Linked DNA regions of Homo sapiens: region 2 is linked to region 1. The links are chromatin loops, found by intact Hi-C in ENCODE. Cell type or tissue: Calu3. All regions are shown on one strand. Each heading gives the region's core, and the rest is flanking DNA. Links, peaks and the distances in the headings are about the cores only.

Region 1 (2,914 bases), core at 281-2,780:
TTTTAAATTTTTTTGTAGAGATGGGGGTCTCACCATATTGCCCAGGTTGGTTTTAAACTCCTGGGCTCAAGCAGTCCTCCCATCTTGGCCTCTCAAAGTGCTGGGGTTACAGGTGTGAGCCACCATGCCCAGCCTTACTCATTTACTTTAAAAAATCTACTTGATTTATGGTTATTCCTCTATGGTGCCAGGGAGAAAGAGGTGGACTGCAGCTAACTGGGTAATTGTATATAAGCCTACGTGTGCTGCATGTGAACATTATCCATTAGATGTATGTCGTGGATATTTTTTTAAAGCTGTAAATTATTACTCTAAGGGAATACAAGGTAAAGATGAGTCAGCTATGTTATATAGGACATATTATTTAGTTGCAGGTTATTAAACACTCATTTGCAGTGTTGTGGGGAATCAAGGAAAGAAAAAAGTGCTTTTCACTCTACTAGTGAGATTCCCAAGGGACAGTTTCCTTAGGGAAATCTCTGCTGACAACTGTGGAGGATTGGAAATGATGAAAACTGGCGGGTTTCCTTACAAAGAATCTCCTTTGTTCACTGCACTATAGTGAAATCTTGGAGAACAAGAGAAAGAATGAAAAGAAGCAGATCAACAGATCTTTACCTGCCTCTGAGGACTTAGCAATGTAGGCAAGGAATACATGTACCCTGGAGAGTGTAAGACATAAATCATACATGCATGCCAAGAGGATATAAAATACAAAGACTCTTGGGGAGGTGGGATATAAGCTAGGAAGCATTTTCCTAAAATGGATAAAGGAAGTAGTGGGTATAAATTGCCACAGAGTAGAGAAGATTTCCAGGAAAAGACAGTGAGGGAGGGAGCAAGACCAGAAAGTAATGGTAGTTAGCAGGTAGTGGTAGGCAGCAGTAGTGGTAGGTAGTAATGGTGGGTAGGTATGCTTCTGTGACTTTGACTTCGATATAGTTATGCCCAGAGAGTCACTTTAGGCTCTGGAGCAAAGGAAGGCTATGATGAAATCGTGTTTCAGAATACTTCGATTCTGGCACCGTGTTTCCTATCAGCTAAAACAGGGAAAGGAAGGAGCAGGTACAGTGTTTCAAAACCAGTCGGGGTGTGAGATGATGAAGGCTGGATTAGGGTCAATCTGAGAGGCAACACAGGGGAAAATGTGATAGGTAGGGGTTGATAAGAAATTGACATGCGGGACAGAGGGGAGACAAAAATAGCTCTGAGGCTGTAACCCTGGAGGCTTGGTGGGGATGCCACTGAGTAATATGGGAGTATCGACTGGAACTTCATGATCTCAGCTTTATACACATTTCATATGCAGAAGAATATTCAAAAGGAAATATCCTAACAATAATTGGAGCCAGAGGACTGAAGTGAGAAGGAAATCTCAGCAGGAGGGCTAGTTGGTGAGTCATCTGCCAACTGTCCACAGGGGCCGGCTGGAAGGGCAGGGAGGGGTTTTATGTGAATGATGATATGCTTTATAAATAACAGTGGAATCCAGGGTAATTACTCAGGGCTAAATATCTCTTTCTCTTCAATAAGTTATTTTGCCTTCATTGATGACTGAGTAACTTAAAAGGTATTTGAATTTACATAAATACTTGAATTGTATGTTATTTTTCCTATGGGTCTGTCAATGAAGTCTATGCTGTTTGCTGACCTAACAAATGATTACCTTTCCCAGTACTAGTGGAAATAATGTCACAGCCCTGGTGTCATTAAATGTTTCTTTCTGTGGCTGATGCTGAAGGCTATCCGACTCTCATTAGGAGCACAAGCACCCACAGAACCAATATCCCACACTATTTGTGATTAATCTCACCTGTTGTAACAATGACTTTGCATGCTTTTTTGTGGCCGAGGCACATTATTTTAGCATCAGGTAAGGGCTGAGAGGCAGAAGTGCCCAGCTGATGGCAAAGAAAGAAGAGACACACAGAGAAGCCTTTGAGTTTAGCAGCTGTAGGTGACTCCGCCTTTTGATCTCCGATTCTGTGAAGTGAGAGAAAAAGTTTAGGGTCATACAGGAGAAGCTGGATGTCTTCTTCACATGACTGGTTAGCAAAGAAAAGTACCTGAAAAACAGAACAAGTTGTTCCTAATTCAGGCAATTTTTTACCCCTTTGCCCACCTCTCCGTAACTGGCTTAAAAGTAGAGCTTTCTCTTTCTTCAAAGAAAATTCCATTCTGTGGTCCACTCCAGTGAACACTCAGCCGAATGAAAAACTATACCAATAAGAGATTGTTATGGGTTACCAAATAAAGAATAGGCTAAACAAACAGCCATGGCCAGTTCTTGGCTTGAGACGCATTTTCCCTCCAGGCAGTGATCTTTACAGGATCCACGTCATTACATTAGCTTTCATCATACCACTATAAAGTGTCTAGGAAGTATTATTCTCATTCTGAAGCAGAGAATGGTAGATGTAAAGAAATGAAATCATACTTCTTTTGCTCAATTTCCTCCCTAGACAATCCTATCTCTTTTATTTCATTTCAGCTCTGTCACTTACCAGCTGTGTGACTTTAGGCAAGTTACTCAATGTATGTGCTCCAGTTTCTTCATCTATAAATAGGGCTAGAATACTAATAACCTACTTCATAGGGTTCTTATGAGGATTAATGAGTTAGTGCATGCAAAGCACTTAGAACAGTGTCTGGCCTATAATAAGCACTCCATAAGTACTGGCTGTAAAAACGACAATAAAGCCAACATCACTCAAGCCTAATAAATATCACTTTCATGCTAGTCATTTCCAAGTCTACCTCCTTAGTTTGAACTCTGTCTTGAGTTCCACATCTAGATTTCCAGTTGCTGCTAGATATGTCATTTAAAAACATAATTATTCAGTAAATATTTCTGAGTACCTACTATTGGGGTTCAAAGAAGTCCAATAAATAACAGCCTCTTCCCCAGCTTAGC
Region 2 (2,914 bases), core at 147-2,646, 62 kb after region 1:
TCTCTCTTCCTTGTCCCCAACTCACTGCACCCAATCCAGAAACATGGTAGTCATTCCAGGATCTGCCCCTTGCCTCACCTACTCTTATTCTGCAGCATCCTACCTGCCCCTCCAATCATTGATCAAATATCACCAGTTTTAAGTCCAGTGTTTCCTGAATCCATTTTCCTCCTGTAGTTCTTTACTCTCACTCTCATCTATGCCAGGTCCCTGTCATCCTGTATACTCTGACCACAACTGTTTCCCAACTCTTCTTCTGGCCTCCAGGCTTGCTGCCCACCTGAGACGAAAACCACCTTGACCCCCCTCTGAAGGCTCTGAAGGCTCAGATTTTATAGGCTCAGGGAAGCTGAAAGTTGGACACCAATATGGCCTGTGCCTGTAAGGGCTCCTCATCACCACAAATCCCAGTTCTGAGTCTATCGAAGGCCCAGTGTGACCTGGTGTGACCTCTCAGCCTCATCTCCCAGCATTTCCTGCCTCAAACTTCATGTTATGATGATAATACACAGTAGTGTGTAGCTTTCCAACACACCATGCTCATTCATGAGTTTTATTGTATTTGATTTAATTCTGTTTCCTCTACCTAGACAGCCTTTTCCACCCTTCTTCACCTGGGTCATATGAACTCATTTTTCAAGACACAGCCCACCCATTCTCTGGCTCAGAAACCCTCCCCAAAAGCCTTGGGTGAGGGAAGTGCTCCCCTTGCAACCTGTGCTTATTGTCTGAGGACTTAAGGGTGGCGCGTTAGAGTTGTTATGTGGGAGTCTTTCTCCTCCATTAGGTTATGACCTTGACAGCATCTTAGTCACTTTTGCCCCATTGTCTAGTGCAATATTCAGGACACAGTGAGTGCTCAGTTAATATTGTTGACTGGAACTTAACCCCCTCAGAGCAAGGGTTTTCTACCCCTGTCCTCCTAGCAAGCATTCTGCAAATGTTTCATGAGCGAATGCTGCTGCTGTCAACAGCCATGATGGGGAGAGGGGAGGAGGGTTCTAGTCACACAGTTCCTAAATGTGCACAGAGGCCAGGCACGGTAAAATCTGCACATCAGCATTCCATCCCTGAGCAGCATGCATGCTGAGAGTGAGATCTGAAGGAATTAGGCTCTCTGGAAATTATGAATACTTAGGAGAATAACTCACTGGGTCTGCAGAGGATGGCAGGCCCTTTCATGAGCGTTCCAACATCACCACTGTCATGATCACCTCCAGGAGAGGTATTTTTATGAATTAAGGCCATTATGACAAAGGAAGAGGGTTATTAGGGTCAAGAGTTACCCCAGGCAGGCTCCACCTGCATCCCTGAGATGAGCTTTCATGATCCTGCTCCCCACTGAAGCTGCTCATTGGCCCTCTTCCTGGAGGTCCCTTGCACAAAGGATCTGCCACCCTCATGGACAGTCGCTGCTTCTGAAACTGCAGAGCATGAATAGCCAACAAGGCATGCAGGAGCCAACAAGAGGAGTCTCTGTTGATTCCAGTGGGTTTCTGAAGGGTAGGGGATACGAATTTTGAACACCCACCTCCTGCTAATCCTCCAGCAAAACCAGTCAGACTGGATGCAAAGCATTACGAGAGAGCCCACACATCCCATCTGACCTCTGAACAATGGAGCCACTTGTTGCAGGAGGAGTGTTTCATGTCCTTGGGATCAAGGCTGGAGGAATGGTGGGCATGGAGAACTGGGACTGGCAGGAGCAGGGGCAAGGGTGGCAGGGGGAGAGAGCTTGGGATTTCAGAGCAAGATCCCCTCATGCACAGTTTCACAGTCATCTGGCCTTAACTTCTCTGAGGTGATAACGAGTCTTCACAAGGCAGTGGTGGACACGCTGCTCTAAGACACCTAGTGCAGGGCAGGGAAGGAGTCACTCACAAAATGCTAGCTCCTCTGACATAGGTGCTTCTTAGGGACATCCTCTCAGGGCAGAAGGGTCTAGAGGGAAGCCCCTGCCACCCACTGCTTCTCCTGGAGCACAGTGCTGTAGCCAGGCACAGGGGTGGGGGCAGAAGTGCCGCTGCAGCCACCCCCACCAGCCCTGCAGAGTCCTTCACCTCTGCTACCCGGCAGGTGATTTCAGATAAACGTGAGTCGAGTCAGGGGAGCTGATATTTTGTTTCAAGGAAAAGAACTTTCTAGGCTGCCTCTGGGAAGTAACATTACTCTCGTAGTCTCTTCACAAACTTTTCACTGTTGACCTGAGGATTCCTTTCCTCTCTCCTTCCCTCTCTTCTTTTCTTCCTTTTGTGGGAAAAAGAAACAAATTGGAGGACTGGTCCTTCAAACAACCTCTAGAACCAACAAGTATCAGCCTCCCTAAACACTGTCCTGAGTTGTGACTGACACTGAATCAATCATTTCAAGAAAACCCTGCACTTTCCATCTCTTTCCTTCCAGGAGGGTAAATGCTGTTCTGAGGGAAAAAGAGGCAACTAGAATGTAGCTCAGGGGAGAAGCAAAAGGTAGGGGAGGGAACTTGCTTCCTTCTTCCTCTCTGGGGAGTTCAGCAGCAGCAGCAGCAGCAGCAGCAGCAGCAAGTTCTCCTCTCCAAGGAGCTCCTAGGAAAACTAGGGACCCAACCTTTGAGCTGGGGGGGCCTGGGGAGGGGTGTTGGTGTGAATTGCTCAAGAGTAGCAAGAAATCACACCCACAGAGAATGAAAGCACATTCTCCTCCGTCCCCCTGGGGGCTGCATAAAGGGTCCTCCTGCATCCCCTCCACTGTCGCAGTCATGGATTCCCTGCCATCCCACCATGCAACCCACACCAGCCTGCTCAGTGTCCCCATGGTGCTCACAGCCTTGACATCTCAGGGGAATGCCCAGCTTGGCACGTACTCCCCTCAGTCCAAGCTGCCCAGCAAGCGCCAGCCCTCCATGGCAGGCCACCAACCAAAAACCTCCCTAACC

The links. Peaks named below come from ENCODE experiments on the same cell type or tissue, not always from the same donor. Only the 100,000 strongest peaks of a DNase experiment are listed, where the experiment ranks them.
Region 2: a loop joins it to region 1, with 5 times the contacts of the local background. A loop is called at or near these places in 3 of 110 quality-filtered maps.

What each region holds. Positions count from the first base shown.
Region 1 is chr1:117,145,800-117,148,713 of GRCh38, forward strand. It overlaps VTCN1 (V-set domain containing T cell activation inhibitor 1), which reads right to left. Exons shown (of 6, transcript NM_024626.4): 5 at 1,814-1,983. The coding sequence ends at 1,859. Among named protein-coding and RNA genes, the nearest start is that of TRIM45, 26 kb to the left of the region's middle. RefSeq lists an enhancer at 644-1,843. In Calu3, for the core only: no CTCF peak of the experiment used is centred there; a DNase peak (open chromatin) is centred at 1,412.
Region 2 is chr1:117,207,703-117,210,616 of GRCh38, forward strand. All of the region lies in intron 1 of VTCN1 (V-set domain containing T cell activation inhibitor 1), which reads right to left. Among named protein-coding and RNA genes, the nearest start is that of VTCN1, 1.8 kb to the right of the region's middle. In Calu3, for the core only: no CTCF peak of the experiment used is centred there; a DNase peak (open chromatin) is centred at 1,609.